Linked DNA regions of Mus musculus: region 1 is linked to region 2. A link is a loop called in an ENCODE intact Hi-C map of the cell type or tissue named here. Cell type or tissue: gastrocnemius. All regions are shown on one strand. Links, peaks and the distances in the headings refer to the core of each region. The heading gives the core; the rest is flanking DNA. Region 1 overlaps Ppp4r4 (protein phosphatase 4, regulatory subunit 4). Region 2 has its middle 14 kb from the start of Serpina1f.

Region 1 (9,891 bases), core at 2,422-7,421, 170 kb before region 2:
AAATGCTGATCTCTTACTGTCACTTAGATCCATGTGGCCTCCACTCACTCTGCTGTTCTTCACCTCAGAGTATCTCTTTGTCAGACCTGTCTAACATTTACAATTCTAGGATCTAGATGCAATCTTGCACCTAGTTTGAGGCCTTCCCTAATGCTGCAGCACCTCTCAACTCCTGCATAGTTTTAGTACCAGTGTTCCTCAAGAGACAAGCATTCCTTTATGCTCCCTAACTTGCATGCATTGTCTTTGACAGGCTTCACACTTTTGAAGTTCAGGTAATGTTCTGTTTTTCATTCTTCCTTGTTCATGTTGTGATAGGAATATATACCTCTTAACACAATGAAGAACATTTAAGATGGTTAAAACCCTAGGGGAACTAAACAACTTGTGATTTTGTGTATGTGTGTGTTTTGCCCTCTAAAGCAAGCTTTGAATGTACACAGAAATGTTCACAAGTTGTAAATATATAGATTGTTGAATTTTCATGAATGGACACAGCTAAGGAGCTAGCATCCATATTAAAAAAGGGAACATTATTTATTGGGTTAGCCAGTAGCCTCCTGCAGACTCATTCCATTCTCTTCAGCCTCTTGAAGAGGGTAGTTGCTTTTCTGACATCGCAGATGAGTTTGTCTGACTTAGAATTGTATGTGACAGGCACCACAGTAAGTCTCTCTCTCTCTCTCTCTCTCTCTCTCTCTCTCTCTCTTTCTCTCTCTCTCTCTCAGTTTCTCTCTGTCTCTCTCTCTCTGTCTCTCTCTGTCTCTCTCTGTCTCTCTCTCTCTCTCTCTGTGTGTGTGTGTGTGTGTGTGTGTGTGTGCATGTGTGCCTAGTCTCCTTTGCTCAACATTACAGAGAGCTATCCATATTGATTCAAGAAGCACTAGATAGTTTGTTCGTAGTTTGTTTTCATTTCTATATGTTATTCTTTTAAGAGTGATCACAACTTAAGATGCCTGTGGTGGATATTTACCTGGCTTCTAGTTTGGGATTTTTATGCAGAATGCTGCTGTAAGCATTATATACAAGTGTTTTAGCAAATAGATGTATTTCTCTGTTATCTTTTCTAGAAATATAGAATTAATTGGTTGAAGCATACTACAATGTCTAGCTTGAAAGAGCTGCCTAGTGGTTTTTGAAGTGCTGTTATCAGTCTCTATTTCTGTCAGCAGTGTCTAAGCATCCCAGTTGGCATATTTTTAAGGAACAAAAGTGACAAACTTCCTAGCACAGCAGCAATGACCTGTTAACAGCTTTGGATGTTTCTGTCCTTTGTCCTGACTTTCTCATGTCTGCTAGCTTCTCTTCCTTCCCCACAGGAGAGTTTCTGTATGCTTTTACACCTGGTGTCTGTCCTGCCTAGGCTGTGGTTAGAAGGTTTCTGTCCCTTTCCTTGTCGTCTGTTTTGAGGACAACCACAGGAGGCATCTGCTTTCTTTTTTCCTGTATACAGAAGCTTCAGGTTATAGGACGTGAGATGTTCTGTGTGTTTGTTTCAGAAGGAGAAGCAAAGTGGGTGTTAGAGTTCTTTGCCTTTTTGTCTGGAAGTTCCACTCCAGGTCCCTATACTTTTAATGGTTTCAAGAGATTCTATTTTTAAAAATTGCTGAGGTTACATCCCTTGTGAAATTGATGTCCGACTCACTTACCCTTTTACATAGAGGTTTCGGGTCTGCATATTCATTGTTTGGCTGGGACAATGTTTTCTTTATTAAGTAAGAGTTATAGATGGAGCGCAGCTGCTTGTGTTCCACCATTGCTAAGGGCAAATGACTTTAGTTCCTGGCAAACTATGAATTCCCTGTCTTGGAAAAGTTCTAGGTCTCTGACTATAAGAGACCTGAAGATAATTTTTCATCCCCTGTTCCTTGTCGTCTGATCTGAGGACAACCACAGGGGGCATCTGCTTTCTTTTCCCTATATTCTGAAGCTTCAGGAAGTGCTCCCTGTGAATCAGAAGACAGAGCAGTCTCACGGAATCTGCCCGAAAAGCTTAAAAATAAAAAATGGACTATTTTCATCATTGTAAAAGTGACCCATATAATGTCATTGGAAAGGCCTGGCATTTAATAGCATGATGCTCCTATGAGAGACCGGGGTGAGTTTTCATCTTGTAACTACAGCTATTGACTACTCATAAAATACTTAGAAATTTCTATAATAAAACATCATAGAATTATTTAAAATAAATGATTATATATATTTGAATACAGTATAGACTAACTCATGTAATTATAATGTAGCTGTAATAAACATATGTAAGTTTTACATACATGTATATATTTTCACTCTGTACATACCTTTCGGGTATAGGTAAGGATTGAATTTTATCCTAAAGAGTAGAATTGGGTTCCCAGTAAACATTTGGAATTGTGTTCTGTAACTTGAAGCCCTAAGTTGAAATTAACAGTGGTTTCTTAGTGTTTACATCAAGAATTAGTATTTACTATAACCAGTGATAAAAATCATACTTGTCAAATTAGGGCTAAATGAAGGCAGTGAAACAATTCAACAAGCTCTCGTAATCATTGACATCTGTACGTCTTTGCCATGGACATTTAAGTTAGTGCAAAGTCTTTCATGGCCCATGTTGGCCATCAGAGTAGGAGTCAGGGAAAAAAATGCTGAGGTACAGGTTCTCATAGTCTCTCTTTCTGCCTTATCCTCGTAAGACTGGTATATGATAATGACATCAGAATTGTTGAATATCTTATATGCCCTTCTTGATCATGTGCCTTGTGATGGAATCTTCCTTCCAATAAGATATGTTAATAAGGGAAACAAATTATAGCTTAGCTAGCATTTACTTTATAATGAATCTTATGAATTTAAATTGAAATACCAAATATTTATCAAGCATTCACATGCCAGGCTTCTCTTAAGAAATGGATGGGGGTATACTAACAAATACCTGTGTTCAAGGAAGTCATCGTTTAGGAAGCAAGTGAATTTTACAGATTTTTAATAGCATAGTAGTCATCCTGGATTCACAAGTATTTTTAACATCGAGTCAGTTGTATGTGGAGACTGAGGCTCACTCATTCCCTGTGATGCAGTGTCCCTTCTCTGAGCCCAAGCCCAGTCTAATTCTCAGATCAGAAAACACCTAATCTAAGTAGCAACACTAATACTTAAGTTGTAGGAAAGCAGAAAGGATGCCAGAAAATGTGTGTAGACAGCAGTTGCTTGATACAGAATTGTGTGTTCAGCAAAAGGTGATTTTTTTTTTTAATTATCCTTTTAGATCACCTGTTTTCAGGGCACAACCTACTTCTTTTACTTTTGATGTAGAGGGAAATTTCCATGCAGAAGCATTGCATAGTGAGACTTTTCTCTCTGGATTTCTAAGGTACACTGTCCAGCCCCTCCCACAGTTTGATGAAAATTACTGTGCTGAGGTATACCTTACATCAGTTAAACATATAGTTTGATGATTTTGTAAAGCAGATCCCTTCCGTGACCAGCATTTCAGTCAACAGATAGACCGTGTACACTGGCGTCCTTTTTCAGTTAATCCCTTCCCTGACCCTAGGCAACCACTGATGGCTTTTATGGCGTCCATCAGCTTTGCTCATTCTAGAATGTACACACGTGTCTTCATAACTCCTGGATAAGTACTTTAGAATGGAATGCAGCGAGTCATGAGCAAGTGTAGGTTTTTCAGTGTTACAGCTTTATTGAGATATAATTGACATCCAGGAAGCCGTATGTATTCAGAGAAGTCTAGTGAGTATTTACTTTTGTCCTTCTCTGTGAAACTGTTATGATCAGGTAATAAACATTTTAGCCACCCACAAAAGCCACTTGTACCCTCATCCCCTTGTCATCCTTGTTACCTGTTTCCCAGTGCTTCCTCCACTCAGGACAATTGTGGATCTGGTTTTTAGTACTATAGGTTGGTTTTCAATTTAAGGGATTTTATGGATGTGAATAGTGAAGATGATGTTCTTTTTTGTACAGCTTCCTTCATTTGTACAATGAGGTTGAAGGTCATGTATGATTGTCCCGCTTTATGGATGCGAGCCATTTTGTTGTCAGTTGATGAACATTTGGGTAGTTTTGGGTAGTTTGGGAAATTTGTGTAGTTTTTGAGTATTGAAAAATTAAGTGACTGTAAACATTAATTTACAAATCTTTCTGTGAACTGATCATGGTAGCACATGATGTGATTCTTCAATGTAGGAGGTAAAAACAGAAGGTTCAGGAGTTCAAAGACAGCCTCAAGTACGTAGTGAATTTAAGGGTTAGATTGAGGTACATGAGATCCTGTTTCAAATGTGTGTGTGTGTGTGTGTGTGTGTGTGTGTGTGTATTGTGTGCTTTTCTTGCTCACTATTAAACATCTAGACGTATGTGGTGTGATGTGGCATGGAGGCACATACATTTATTCCAGCTTTTGGGATGCAGAGACAGGTTGATCTCTGTAAGTTAGAGGCCAGCCTGATCTATAAAGCAAGTTCCAGAAGTGGACTGACCAGGTTGTATGCAGGGTCTACGTTTATATTTTTATGAAATACTCAAATGCTCTTGAGTGATGATTCTATTTTATGTGTCAGGCTGTATGAGCAGTCTCTGTAATTTTAAGCCATGTTAGTGTGTGTAATGATATTTCATAATAGTCATAGTTTGGATTTCCCAATGGCCAGTGGAGGTCATGTTTATTTATGAAGCAGTCATAAGCAGTCTTTTTTGGTGATGCATCTGTTTGAATCTTTGCTTACTGTTGGATATCCTTTCCAAATATTTCTCCCAGCTGGTGGCTTGCCTTTTGATTTTTAAAAGTATATCTTTTGAAAAGTAAAACCTGCTAGGCAGTGGTGGCGCACACCCTTAATCCCAGCACTGGGGAGGCAGAGGCAGGCAGATTTCTGAGTTCGAGGCCAGCCTGGTCTACAAAGCGAGTTCCAGGACAGCCAGGGCTACACAGAGAAACCCTGTCTCGAAAAAACAAACAAAAAAAAAAAACATACAAAATAAAAAAGTAAAACCTTTTAATTTTGTTGAGACATGGTTAATTGATGTTTTTCTTTATGTCTTATTTATTTTCTATATCTTATTTATAGAGATCTTTGCCTAACAGGTCACCAAGATTTTTTTTTTACCTTTTTTTGAAGACATTTTAAGAGTTGAGGTTTTGCATTTTAGAGCTATGCTACATTTTCAGTTAAAGTTCATAAATGCTACAAGAATAGATCTTAATGTCTCTTCAATATGGCTTAAGTAACTTTGCTATTGTAAAATCAGGTATTTGGCTTCTGTTTCTGTCACCTAACCGCTTCAGTTGCTGGTTCTCCTGGTTCTCCTGGTGTTAAAGAGATGGACTGAGCTTTAGAGAACACGTCCTTTTGATTCTAAGATGAGGATATTGAACAGCAGTTTCACAGTTTAACCACTAGATGGTGCCAGTAGAGACGATTGTTGGGTGAACCATCAAGATGGACAGCCTCAGAGCCAAAGTGGATAGGAAAAGCCTCAACTCTACACAAAAAGCTCTAAGCACCTGAGGAAAGCTGGGAGCAGCAGAGGTGGGCTTCCCCAGGGAAGAGCACGACAATGGGTTGTCCAGTGCCAAGTTGTCAACACTGAAGAGACATACAAATGACATGGTATGGACTGAGCAGGTCATGCTTAGGAATACATATACAGTGTGTGCACTGACATATACATAAATAGTGTGTGCACTGACAGTAGTGAGAAAAAGAGACCATGAATTTTAAGGAGAATGGGAAAAGGCATAAGGGAAGACTTGAAGGGACGAAAAGGGAGAAATGTTTTAATTATAATTTAAAAAATAAAATAAAAAGGTCATGCTTAAGGTAGTTATTCATAACTCAGAAAGTGGCTGCGTTTCATTATGGATTGGATTATGGAATACAATCAAACCACAGATATTTCTTTTGCTAACCTGGAAAAATTGGGTTTGAATTTTAAATTTTAAATTCTTTCTAAAGAGCTTTTCAAATTGTAGTTATATTTTTAGCAATATTTGGGGGCAAAATGAGTTGTAGGTAGCATACAGATGTTTATATCTTTAAGTATAAAAATAAGACTGGGGAGTTAAACCCCTGATGGAGTGAAAACTACCACAGAAGTTCCTATCCTCTCTGAGATTTGTATTTTATGGTATGGTGCTTTGCTTGCCTGTATGTCTGTGAACCATGTGCATGCCTGGTACCCTTGGAGGTCAGAAGAGGGCATTTGATGTCCTGGAACTGGAGTTACAAATGGTTGTGAGCTGCGGTGTGAGTGCTAGGAATTGAACCTAGGTCCTCTGAAAGAACAGTCAATACTTGTAGCCACCGAGCCAGCACTCCAGCCCATCACTGAAGTTCTGTAATGTGTTATAAACTGGATTTGCTTTAAAGTAACATCACAAGCTCTTTAATTACTGTTTATAAAATATGTTTGCTTACTACAGATGTCTATTGCAGTGATGAAACAGCGTGACCCAAACCAATTTGGGGTGGAAAGGGTTTATTTCACTCACAGTTCCACAGAACAGAGTCCATCATCAAAAACACTGAGGGCAGGACCAAAAACAGCAGAGCAAAAGTAGCCCTGGAGGCAGGAGCTGGTGCAGAAGCCATGGAATAGGTGCTGCTTATTGGCTTGTTCCTCGTGGCTTGCTCAGCCTACTTTCTTATAGAACTCAGGACCACCAGCCCAGGAATGGCACCACCCACAATGGTTTTAGATAAATCAAGTTCAGCGGGTCTCAACTTTCCTACTGCTGAAATCCTTTAATATAGTTCCTCATGCTATGGTAACCCCCAGCCATAAAATTATTTTCATTTCTATTTCATAGCTGTAATTTTGCTACTGATATGATATAAATATCTGTGTTTTCTGATGGTCTTATGAGACCCGTGTGAAAGGATTATTCAGCCTCCTTCCCCAATTAGCCAGCACAAAAACTATGATCTATATTTGCTTGAAAACTACATAGTTCCAAAGAGGGAAAGGATTCACCAAAAGGCAGCTTGGTCATATTGTGGGGGAAGATGCCTCTTGGTATGACTCTGATGGGAGCGGGGTGGCTTTTGATATGGATGCACAGGAGACCCTACTTATATCATGACGAATTGTGTTAGATGTTTCTGGATTTAATGCTTTGTTGAGGACCTTTCTCTGCTCTCTATGTCCATATATGTGTATGTATGTGTGTTTGCATGTGGAGGCCAGAGCTTGATGGTATCTCTCTTAATTGTTTTCCATCTTAGTTTTTGAGACAGAGTCTCTCACTAAGCCCTTGTAGATTTGGCTGAACTGGCTGGCTGAGAGGGAGCCCCAGATGCTCCTGTACCCACCTCCCCAGACATGTGCTGCTGTTCCCAGCTTTTACTTGGTCTGGGGGTCAAACTCACATCCTCTTGCTTGCAAAAAGCACTTTCCCAACAGAATCATCTCCTAGCCTCTAGGACTTCTCATCCATGCTAAGGAGAGGCCATGGTCTGTAGTTTTCTCTTCCTGTGTCCTTTGCCTTCTTGTTTGCTGTAACATTCAGAAAGTATATTGAGGAGGGGCTTCCTATTTCTGGATGTAGTTTTATAGAAATGGTGCTCTTGCCTCAAATATGGGGTAGATACTTATAAATAAGCCACCTAATGGTAAACTTTTTTTTTTTGTAACCCCTGTAGACTTCTCTAATAGATGTAGGACTGTTTGCACTGTCTGTTTCTTCTTCAGTGGATTTTGGTAGTCTGTTAGGTTCTTACTGTGCTCTGTCTATGTTATGAAGATTGGGGTATGTGATGCTGGTGCTCCATACTGCTTTCTCAGTGCTTGCGACTGGCAGTGCAGTCCCTGTGATTTCCGAGGTTGGTGTTTTGTGGCTTCTTGCCTTTTCCTTGGTCAGTATAGCTGGAGCTTTATCAACCAGCTTTTGATGACAGCTTTGTCTAAGGCTTTGCTGTTCTCAGTTTTATTGACTTTTGCTCTACTTTCTGCTATTTCTTTCCTTTTCCATGCTTTGTATTTAGTTTTTGTTCCTGTACCTAGTAAAAATTAAATGGCTACAGAAATAGGCCATGTGATCTTACTGGACCACTGTCATCTGTGTGGTCCATTGGTGGCACAAAGGTCTTTATACAACACTACTGCATCCTTGTTATAGAACATATATAAGGTAATAGATGGTAATAGGTATGTTAATTAGCTTTATTCTGGTAAACTACTCCACAGTATGTACATTTCTCAAAGCATCCTGATGGCTATGTGTGCGTGCGTGTGTGTGTGTGTGTGTGTGTGTGTGTGTGTGAGTGTATGATTGTAAGCTGTCAATTTACCTTATAAGAGGTAAGATCTCACTATGTTGTATATCTTGAATAGATATAAATTTTGTCAGTTATACCTCAGTGAAGCTTAAAATCCCCTTTTATAGGTTTTCTTTAATATTAGTACTTTATATATTATTAAAAGAATTGGTAGACTTGCCTAAAATACTTACTTTTCTATGAGGAACATTAAGAGGAAAATTGACTTTCTTAAGGAAAGTATGCAGGTGTGAAATGAAGTGAGGAATTATTTAGGAACTTATGAAAGGTCTTACAGGACCAATCAATAACTGTTTAATCAGGTTCTTGCTTTATGGTGATTATTCTTTCACCCTGATAGTTGGATGACTTTGAAGAATTTCCTGGTTGCTGTCTTTACCATCACAAAGTGAAGGCCACAGGGAGGTTCTTTGTATTTCTAAACCCCTGTTTAACTCCCACATTCCCGAATTCTATTGTGTCCTATTGTGTGCTGCCTTTCATGTTACAGATGGCTGGCTGAAGGTCTCTCTGGTCTTCTTGGGTCGATATCATGAGTAGGTGAGAGGAGCAGCTAGATAGTGTGATATCCCTGAGCTCTTGTGTTTCAGGGGCTTACAGGCCAGGCTTTCAAACCTACAAGCCATAGCCCTCCAGCTTGAGAACTAGGGCCTCATGGCTCCAAGCTTTCTAGACCAGACAGGCTTACTTGAAGCTTGGGGCACAGGCCAGTGATTTACTGCTTTGGGCTGTGAATGCCTGTGCCTTCTTGCATACAACTGTTAGTCTTGCAGCCCTTGATCTTGGGTTGTTGTGTCTTTTCTTCTTAACCTTCGGCAGCCCTATGGATGCCCTTTCGGCAACTCTGTCTGCATCGGCTCTGCTCCGTGGTCTGTCTCATTCTGCAGTCCTTTATTATAGCATTCCTTAGTCTGTGCTCCCTGTTGCTCTCTGGAACTCTTAAGCCACCTTCTAAGGGGTGAATGAATAAGTCATTCTGTAGCAAGTTTTAGTTGCTGCTTCAGGATTCTTGGGGCTGAAAGGTCAAGACTTCACTCATTTTTTGGAATTACCTGCTCAGTTTGTTCTACCTGTAGTAAAAACTTCAAACAGACAATCAAAGTCCATTTGGGCAAACCTTTATTGGAGCCTAAAGCTGCAGTACAGAGGGCAGTGCACCAAAGAGAAGCCACAGGAGTTAAAAACAGCATGTTTAGACAGGCAGTGGTGGTGCACGCCTTTAATCCCAGCCCTTGGGAGGCAGGTGAATTTCTGAGATGAGACCAGCCTGGTCTACAGAGTGAGTTCTAGGACAGCCAGGGCTACACAAAGAAACCCTGTCTAGAAAAAACAAAACAAAACAAAACAAAACACAACCCCCCCACCAAACAAACAAATAAACAAAACAAAACAAAGCAAAAGACCAGTGTGTTTTATATAGCCACAGGGGCCTGGCATGCTTGTGAGCAGCCTTTCACCAGTAAGTCTGACTTACTTCACAGTGCCTGCTCCTTGTCCCAATCACATGCTGTAAATATACTCCAGCCACAGGTCTGTAAACACGGACCACAGGCCTTTCGATGAGTCGGTGTGGAGGTGCTCCCTTGTGAGACATCCTAAGTGAGGTTAGCTGCAGGGT
Region 2 (9,891 bases), core at 3,026-8,025:
TGGAAGCAATTATGGCCTTCCATTTCCTGATGAGAGAGTCAAAGTCCAGCGAGGTGAAAGCCCAATCCCAAAGTCAGTGCTCAGGCACAGTGACAAAACCAGATCCCACAGTGGGCTGTCTGGACCCAGACTGCCTCTGCTTTTGACAGCTCTCCATGTATCTGCAGTGATTGTAAGTTGCAAGTGCCATGGCCCAATTTTACTAGGAGTAAGGACTAAGGCATAGTAGATAAAATGGAATCACAAAAGATTACCCAATGAGGGGGTCAGACCAGGATGAGGAGGAGTGTGCTGTTTTCTAGAAGGGTGGGTAGTTTCCATTGGCTTTCATGATTTCATGGGCAGAGAAGCTGCTGGCCAGACAGGGGAGGATCTTGTGCTGAGGTTCCCTAATGGCACAAACTTCTGTCATTTCCCTCTTAACCCAACTACAGCTACCTTCACATTATAGGTTACTTAAGCATGGCTTGCTTTTAGTCCAAGTTCCGGGGCATTCTGAGCCTGGGGATTCCTGCTGATCTCAAGCTTATGAATTACACTATGTTCTGGAGGCATTTGTGGCCATTACCTATGGGTTCCAGACAACTGGCTCCATCAGATTGACAGGGAAGGAAAAGCAAGATTCAGAGTAGTTTCACAACGTCATCAAGGTTACTCAGCCAGGAAAACTGAGCTGGGTTAGGCTAGTCTCCAGCTGCTGGCATGTGCTCTGTGTGCAGCTGAGGCAGTTCCTGTGGCTCTGCCTGCATTGGGCGTGTGGCTTAGGCTCAGAGATAGGCACAGAGAATAGCAAGAGGGTTTTTTTTTTGGTGGGGGGCAGGGGGTAGGGTTCCATTAACTTGTTGGATGATACCTCTGGCAGCTCAGCAGATCCTCTCTGTATCCTGCCACCTGAAGTCAGTCAAGGAGAATCAAGGACCTCTAGAGAGAAACAGTTTTGGGGGTTATGAGGAGGCAAGGAAAAACAAATCTTGATTCTGGATTCTGATTTGGACTTTGACACCAGCCATTTTGTTACAACAAATACTTAAACTTGTCTACATCTTGTTTTAGACAAGGTAGCCGGGGTTGGGGAGGGAGTAAGAATTAAAAGAGAGAGCAATCTGTCACCAGGATGTGACCTTGGGGCAATACGGGATGGGGGTTGGGGGGGGTGGGAAAGAGGAACGAGATAGGTTTTGTAAACTCCTAGTCGTCAACACTAGCTGGGGGCATGGAGCAGAGATGGAATTTGGAGTTGTGAACCCAGATAAGAATGAGTGTGGAGGAGGGAACAGAGGGACACACAGGTTATCTGGAGAGTTAATGAACACATCTCTTCCTCATGGGAGTTCCCATGAGGAAATCAAGGACAGACAGCACCTGGGCAGGAAGGTGGGGGCCCTGAGAGCAGAGGCCAAGGACTTCAGACAGAGCTCTGGAATTTAGATTTGAAAAAAATCTAGGTCTGAAAGGGGTCCTTTCTTTTCTAAGGCAGTCAAGAGCCATTAAACCCCAAAGCCATACTCTAGGTCTGCAGCGTGGTCTGGGTTCCAAAAGCATCAGGGAAAAGAACCCCAAAGATGGAACAAGTGTAGGGGGAAAAAGAGTGGGATTCCCTTAAGCAGGTCTTCTGAAGTGGGTATCCAGAGTTGGGCAGGGGTCCTAAGGCTAGTAACCCAGGCTGAAGAGGAACTTCAACAATGGACCAGGTCAGCCCTGACCAATGCTCCTCAGTGTCCCCACTATGTGCTATGTGCTAGAAAGAGGCTGTTCTTATGTCTAGGCTCTGCCCACAAGAACTACACCTAATGCCTGTTTCCTCTTTTGTGTAGATGGTGCCATAGCTTGGGTTGCTGATTGTGACACGTAGTGCCCACGTGTCAGCCCCTTCCTCGCTGGCGAAGGACTTACTGAGAGTAGTCGGCTGGAGCCAGTGGGAGGCTGGTAGGCTAGATGTGTAGTACTGGTTGTTCCTCATTCTCTTATCCTGGGGCTTTATAGGATGGCAAAGGGTATGCGATACTTGGTCCTTACATGCCCTGGACCCTCTGTACCAATGCATGTGAGCCTGGTCAGGTGATGGTGTGTCCTGAGGGCTTGGTTGTTCTTCCCTGAGCCGACTTAGTCCAGCATAACCAGACAGAGCCATCCATCTGGAAAGGAAAATGTGAGGAGCCCTGTGGCCATGGCAGCCTACCTCAGAGAGCTACTGATGGAGGCCGTGGGTCATCCAGGAAAGTCTTCTGCACGCAACAGCGATGGCCTCAGTGAAGCATGGACCTCTCCCTTCATCTTTTTATATGCCACACAACCTTGCAGTCTGGAGGTGGGACTCAGGGCCAACCTGGAGGCTAATGCTTAGCATCACCTGCTTCTCTCCTGCCCTCCGTGTCCCACATGTCCCCTCTCTGAGAAGGTTATCCACCTGCTGGGCTCTTGGCCCCGAGTTTTCAGTGTTAACTGCATGGAAAAAGGCATTTGCTGATATCATCAGGATAGGAATGTTCACCCAGGGAAAGTCTTTGGATTTGACCTCCCAATGTCATCCCAAGGAGCCTCATTGGAGAGTGGCTAAGAGAATAACGAGAGAGAGAGATAGAGGAGGCAAGGGAAGGACTATTCTTTACAGAGTGTAACTAGCATAAGGGGGTTACATGAGTCACGTCAGCGGCTTCATGGAACCATTGCACTTGACTATTGATACATACATCCTCAGGGGAGGACCCTGAGGGCAAAGACCCCAAGGCCCAGAGCTGCTGAGGAACCTATGTCAGGCTGTGCATCCGACTCTTCCACATTGCAGCCCGATTTATCCTGGCTGGTATTTTTATTGTTGCTGGAGAAGGAGCTTGCTTCAGGGAGAGAACACAGTTCCCTTATTCCTGTTCCAGGAGCCACCACGTGGGCTCTATGATGTAGGTTTATCTCAGGCTGGCACTGAGCTCTGAGGAGGCTGTGTGTTGTCCCTTACACCCTGGGGACCTTCCTAAAACCTCAGAAGCCTTGCTCAGCTTGCAGGTTACACGGGAGTGGTGGGGGAGGGGTGGCTGCTATCTGGCTTTTCTCGGGATTCAGGAAAGGATTTAAACTCCATGCTGACCCTGCATGATACTGACTGACTGACTGACTGATACCCCTCCCCCACTACGGAGCCACTCGCCCTTCAGATGGCACCTGGGACTCAAGTCTTGTCATGAGGAAGTCTACCCGTTGCTAGGGTCCACTTTTGGGTATGCAGAGAGTATTTCAGCAGGATTCTGGGAGGGGACTTGATGTGTAGGCTGCACCTCCCATTTCTGATTGAGTTTCTCTCTAGGATCTGAGAAGGCCCTGCCTCTGTCCTTGCATTGCAGCAGGTCTCAGTGGGGTCCACACTGTTAGCCCAACTCACAGCTCTCAGGCTCACCGCTGATTCCCATGCTGTTTCCTTATCATAGGCGAGGGAACATGAGAACATTAGCTATGCCATCCTTCACTGAGCTCAGAGGGTTTTTTTTTTTTTGTATCCTACTTTGATCTCTCTGTCCCAGAGCAGAGAGGGGACCCTCACTTTGGGGCACCCAGCATTCCTGCAGTGTTACAAGTAGTTTGTCTTAGAACAGAGCAGTTGAGATTGTGTGCACATGGCTACAATGATGGAGCATATGACCAGCCTTGGGCATACCATAGAAAGGGGACCAAGGCAACCTGTGTACCCAAGGCTGCCCCAGATTTCCTTTATTCACAATAAGCTGGCAAAATACTCTATGGCCACAGACGGTGTCATCTGAGTGAAGCTGGTTTTACAAACAAGCAGGAGATAAGCCCGGGCTTCTATCCTGGTTAAAGAAGGGGGGGGGGGGAAGAAAGGAAGCAGGTTACACACTAAAAAAGCAGGGTGCCCTTGCTGGGATAGTGCATAGCAGTGCTGAGTGATCAAAGAACCCTGGAAACCCTAGAAAAGCTGGTGCTCCAGCACAGCAGGTGCCCACTACTGAAAGCTGGAGGCAGCCTACAAAATCTGCCCCAGGGAGGAACCATGTGGTCTTCAAGCAGCAAAGGCACAGGGGCAGGGTGGCCCAAGCCCTTGGGCCACATCCCACCCAATGTGACCCAGAAGCCAGACTTCCTAAGAGTCAATGCTTGCTCTACTGGCTTTCAGATGTGCATCTGAGTCATTCTTACTTCCTTTCTCTCTCTTATCATGTTAGAAATAGCACTCTTCTCCTGTGCCTGCTTTACCATTGTATCTTGGAAGTGTGTTGCTCAGTTTGGCCTTTTGCAGGGCATCAGCTCAGTTTACCTTGAGTCTCAACTGAGACAGTGTGCTTAGGCTTTGAGCAATCCTGCAACAGTTAAGATATTGTGGCTCTTGGGGGGTTAGAATAAACGTGCTTAGGTTTTTGAAATACAGAGACCTATGGTGACTAGAAGCAGAGACCTTGGTGGTCTGAATGTTGACAGTCCTCCCACCCCCCAAAGGCATCTCTAGTAATGTCCCACATCCTGTGATGGAGCATAGTGAAAGGTCATTAAGTCTTTGGGGAGAAGGTTCACCAAGGGGATTGTGGGACAAACCACTCTCTCTGGTTTGCCTTATCTCTGTCTGTTCCCACTGTGATATGCAGCCTTCACTAGAGCTAGGCAGATCACACTACTTAATCTTGGATGGAAACATCAAAACTGTGAGCAAAATAAATCCCATCACTCTGTAAATTTGGCTGCTTCAGGGATGTATTTCGGTCACTTGGAGGGGACCTTTTGTTTTTCCTTCATGTACAGGTGGACACTTTCTGTGAATTACACTGCTACAAACCCTGCTTACAAATTCCTTACCAAAATCCTCTAGCTACATTCAGGTACACGGCTGGGTAAATGTCCTATGACTGGTTAAATTGAGCAAAAATATTTGAGCATGAAAGAGCTTCTCTGACTGAGCATCATGGTGATCTAAGTAAGAAAGTTAAGGCCACTCCCTCCATGAGGTCAGCTGTATTCATAACTGGAGGAAGAAATGACATCAGGTTAGCTTAATGCACTCACATCTTACCTTGTGTGGACATAATTTGGAAGATTTCTGCCTAGGATTGGTTACAATCCAGTTGCTGCGATTGGGCCTTTTGCTGGAAGAACAGAAGGGAGAAGTGCTCAAATGAATTCACTTTGACCCAGAAGTGACTGGCATAGTTGGATGGTATATGTGCTTCAGATTGACCTTTCTACAAAGAAAACGAGAACCTACATCAATAAATACGTAAATTGTATTCTAATACATACAAGATCTTAGTAAAGTTGTGCCTGGAACTTCAGCGTGCTTAGGACCTCGATAAAGGTATGTGACTTGCTGACCACCTGATTAAGGATGGCATTCTAGAAAGATGCAAGAGAAACCTACTTAGAAGGAGAAAGAGAGGGAGAGGGAGAATTGGGAGAAGGGGAAGGGATGGGGGGAGAGGGGAGAGGGGAGAGGAAGAGAGAGACTGGTAGCAAAGTCCTAAATCATGTAGGTAAAACAGGCCTGGTCTCCGTAACCTTCAGGAATGGAAAGAGCATCACCTAGTGGTGATCCTATGGATCATGGCTTTCAAATATGGCATGTGCAGTTGTGGACCTGACCCCACATTTCTTCTCTACAAGTTATTGATTTCACATGTTTTTGCCACAAAGGAAAACTAAGGCTATACAGAGAATTTTGTGATTTTGAGCTCACCCCATCCCCAATCATTTTGACTTCCTCCTACACTGTAAGTCTTTGGTAAAGCTTTTCACACATTGTCACCCTTTGAGGAAATGAAGAGTGTTAGGATGGAAATGTAGGAGCTGTTAAGAAGAAAGAGTCATTGTGGAGACAGACCTTGTCATTGGCTCTACATTGGCTACAAGTTTCATCCTTTTTGCTGTGATAGAATACCCAGACAGAAAGCAATTTAAGGGAGAAAGAGATTGTTTTAGCTCATAGTCTCAGATTGCTGTCTATAACTGTGGGGAAGTCAAGACGGGAGCTTCCAACCCACAATCAAGAACAGAGAGAAATGAATGCATGCTTACCTGCTTGCTTCTGCTCAACTTGGTTTCTCCACTCTTAGATAGTTGAGGGCCCTATGCATAGGGAATGGTGCTGTTCACAGTGGACTGGGACTTCCTGCCTTAATTAAAATAAGAAAATCCCCTACAGACGTGCCCCCAGGCAATCCTTAGTGAGACTCTTCAGGGATGATTGTAGGTTGTGTCAAGTTGACAATTATACCTCCCTATTACATGACTTACGTCCTACAAGCCTATCTTCTTTGAAGACTTGGCATGCTTAGCTTCCTCTTTATGTTCAATGGGTGTGTAGTCCTAGGGCCCAAGAGGATCATCTTCAGTTGTCAAGTGTGAACCCACACTTTTATGCTCCTAATTATAGCTGCAGAACAGGTAGTGAGAAGAAATTGGTAGGTTTATTTCCAGTGAGGTCAAAAGACAGTAATTTCCAGGAGAACCAACCATGGAGTTCTTGACTGTGACCAGTTTGGCTGGCGTCAGCCAGTGGGCTGAGAAAAACTTTGATTTGATGAGAATAAACCCTTGCACAGTGTACTAAAAAGCCTTATAACATTTAGTCACCAGAATTCAGCAAGGTGGGAGATCTTTGGAGATGAGCCCTTCCAGTAATTATCTCCTAAGGGTTCCTAGTACCCAAGGCCTGCTTCGGATTGTACCACTAGAGGGTGTCATGTGCCACAGCTCCCTTCTGCCCACCACTGTCCCTCCCAGCTGCCAGACACTGACAAAAACATAAGTCCTTTAGAGAGCAGCACTTGCAGAGGCCCTCCTTGTGGACCCATCATCTCTCTCCGGAGCCCCAAAACATCTCATTGGTGTTAACACCACCATAGTAAAACAAAACAGAACAGAAATAAAAAACAAAACAAAAAAAAAACAAAAACAAACAAAAAACCAAAAAACCAACAAACAAACAAACAAACAAAAAACCCAAAAAACCAAAAAAACCAAAAACCAAAAACCAAAAAACAAAAACCCAACCAACTCAACCAGAAAAAATAACATCCACAGCCTAGGTCTTCAGCGCAGCCATAAACACTGCTGATAGGACTATAAATGAGCTGCACAGAGACCACACTGGTGAGTGCATCCAGGATTCAAATGAACACACCACACCTCACAGATACCCAGCCCGACCCATAGGAAATAGAGTCTTGCCATTAATCAAAGCCCACAGAGTTGGAGAAGGCAGATGCTGCTTTAGAAGCGGGCAGACACACAAAGATACAAGGAAGAAAAAGTTAGGGAGCATGGTGTCTCCAGTGGGACAAAGGAATTTCCCTGTCCCAGATTCCCCATCTCAAAGGGATTTAAGCGATTCTTGAAAATTGAATTTATTTATTTTATTTAGTTTTAAATTTTTGCAACCTTTTATTTTATTTTTTTGTTAGACTTTTTTTATTAGATATTTTCTTTATTTACATTTCAAATGCTATCCCGAAAGTTCCCTCTAAAATGATATTCTCCTGAGTACTCAGGAATACACAAGAGAATGCAAATGAACAGCTCAGTGAACGATTAAAGAAATTGTTAAGCTCCAAATGAGAAACTTCAAAAGTCACAGATAATCATGGAAAAAATCAACAGGTTTTGTAGATGAAGAAGTCAATGTATGTGTTTTTAAAAATATCATTGAGAGTCACAACAGCCATCTAGATCAAGCAGAAAAAAAAAGAATGCCTTTTTAGATCTTTGCACATGGCGGGCACGTCTCTACCATTAAGATGACCTGTCAATGACCTGTCTTGAGCACATAAGCCAGGTAGGGGTTGTGGAGTGAGAGAATCAAGAATAGGTTTATCTGACAAGGCTGTTGATATGATGCTATAGAAATAGATATTCCCATCATGGTGATAAAAGTGAGAGAGGAGACGACTAGAAAACGTAATTAATGAAATAGGGCAAGGCTCCTCGCCTGGGAGAGAAACATGGACTCCCGATCTATGAAACTCATAGACTCCCAGCTGCACCCACAAGCGCATTCCAAACAAGTTAAAAGTCAAAGGTGAAGGGTCACAAAGGCAGCAAGAGAGCAAGTGGGGATGTTTCCTGTAAGGGAGTCTTCCTTAGACTAAAAACAGAAGGCTCAGTGGGAACCTTGCGCTTCCCTAGAGGATGAAAAGCCATTCTCAAACTGCTAAACAAAAAGTCCTATACAGCTGAGAACATTACAGCCTCTTCAAAGATGGTGGACAGAAATGAAGTCCTAAGACAAGCAAACCTATCCAATGCTGTGATTTTCCGTGGTCTATCTTCTTTATTACAACCTCACCACCCTTAGTTTAGGGGTTCCAGGGGTGCCTGGTCAGAAAGACACTTGTTCCATAGAAGTGTCAGGGGGAACACCCTATGGTGTAAAGCCACAACATAAGAATGGCCGACAAAGCATACCCAATTCCTGGGTAAGAACTTTATTGGCTCAGTTGGGTTGGGTACAAACACATAATGGTTTGATCGCTCTGTGCCTTGAGGCTCCTCAAATTCCCACAAATGCCCCAGCCTGAGACCCAGTGAGAGGACCTGATCTTAGAGTCTTATTGTTTGTGCTCTACCCATAATGAGTGCTTCAATCTGATTTAAAACACAGGTCACCCAAGGCAGCATGGTTAAACTTGTTCAACAAGAGGACTATGAACTAAAATTCTCAGGGGCAGGGGGAGTCCTGTGTTAGAGATTCCTCAAGGCTGATCACGTGGTTAGAGCTTTTGTGGCTGCATTTACAGGTCAGGAGGTACATAATCCAGGGTTTTCTTTAGCCTCTTCTGTAGCTCTCCCCCCGCCCCAATCTCTTTATTTGACCTAGCATTCTTGTGACAAATAGGTTAATAGATATTTTTTTTTGAATTTACAAAAATGCATTCCTAAAGCTAGCCACCAGGTCTATTCCCTTATTTGGCCACTTCCTCCTCCTGAGGCTGACTTCCAAGGTCCAGCTCTCAAAGTATTGAAGTCCAGAAATCAAACTTTTAAAAATTTTCCTGATTTATAGCCTTATTTGTTCTGTCTCTGTCTCTGTCTCTCTCTCTGTCTCTGTCTCTGTCTCTCTGTCTGTCTGTCTGTCTTTCTGTCTCTCTCTCTCTCTCTCTCTCACACACACACACACACACACACACACACACACACACACACACACACACACACTACATGAAACTGTTTCCCTGGTGAAATGTCTTTGGGGTAAGCTAACTTGTGTTCCCAGGTCACAGACACTCATCCTTGACTCCCGAGTAAACTGTTCCCTCTGAGGTGAGGTCTGTGTTATTGTGTCAGAACAAACTGTGTTTGGAAACCCTCGCCCAGCCCCTACCAGGAAGAGCCTGTTGAAGTGGATAGATAGATTTTGAGGCGAGTCCCTCTTACTCCAACTGGTGTTCCTCGTGGGTTTGTCACTTCGCCTCTCGGTGAAACTACCCCATGTTTAATGTCAGCGAGACGGAGACCCAGCTGGAACAGGGTGGTGAGGGTGACTGGACCTTGAAAGCAATCATTTGTTGTGGGATTGATCACTTTCCCCACAAAAAGAAGGCAATTGGTTATTCATCTTTAATGACAAATACGAAGGGCCTGTTGAAGTAGATAGATAGATTTTGAGGCGAGTCCCTCTTACTTCAACTGGTGTTCCTTGTAGGTTTTGTCACTTCCTCTTCGAAGGTCAGTACAGTCTTGTGCACAGCCTATAGGGGAAGAAGCCAAGGTAGGTTGGAGGTAGGTTGTACCCAACCCAGGCCGAAGCCAAGCCCCATGTGTGAGCCTCATCCCCGGAAAGCCTCACTGTGGTCGTGTCCTTCCCATGCCCCCCTCAACCTTAACCCCAGTGGTCAATAGAAGCCTTTCCCTCTGTGTTCCTCCCCAACACAGACAGGTGGCTCGCCTCTCGGCTCAGCT

Evidence for each region. Peaks named below come from ENCODE experiments on the same cell type or tissue, not always from the same donor. Only the 100,000 strongest peaks of a DNase experiment are listed, where the experiment ranks them.
Region 1: it touches region 2 in a loop (2.4-fold over the local background); 6 of 42 quality-filtered maps call a loop at or near these places.

The regions. Positions count from the first base shown.
Region 1 is chr12:103,538,916-103,548,806 of GRCm38, forward strand. The region is part of intron 2 of Ppp4r4 (protein phosphatase 4, regulatory subunit 4); the gene reads left to right. Among named protein-coding and RNA genes, the nearest start is that of Ppp4r4, 11 kb to the left of the region's middle. In gastrocnemius, for the core only: a CTCF peak has its summit at 5,394 (motif pointing right); no DNase peak of the experiment used is centred there.
Region 2 is chr12:103,705,059-103,714,949 of GRCm38, forward strand. No RefSeq gene overlaps it. Among named protein-coding and RNA genes, the nearest start is that of Serpina1f, 14 kb to the left of the region's middle. In gastrocnemius, for the core only: CTCF peaks have their summits at 5,526 and 6,632 (motif pointing right); no DNase peak of the experiment used is centred there.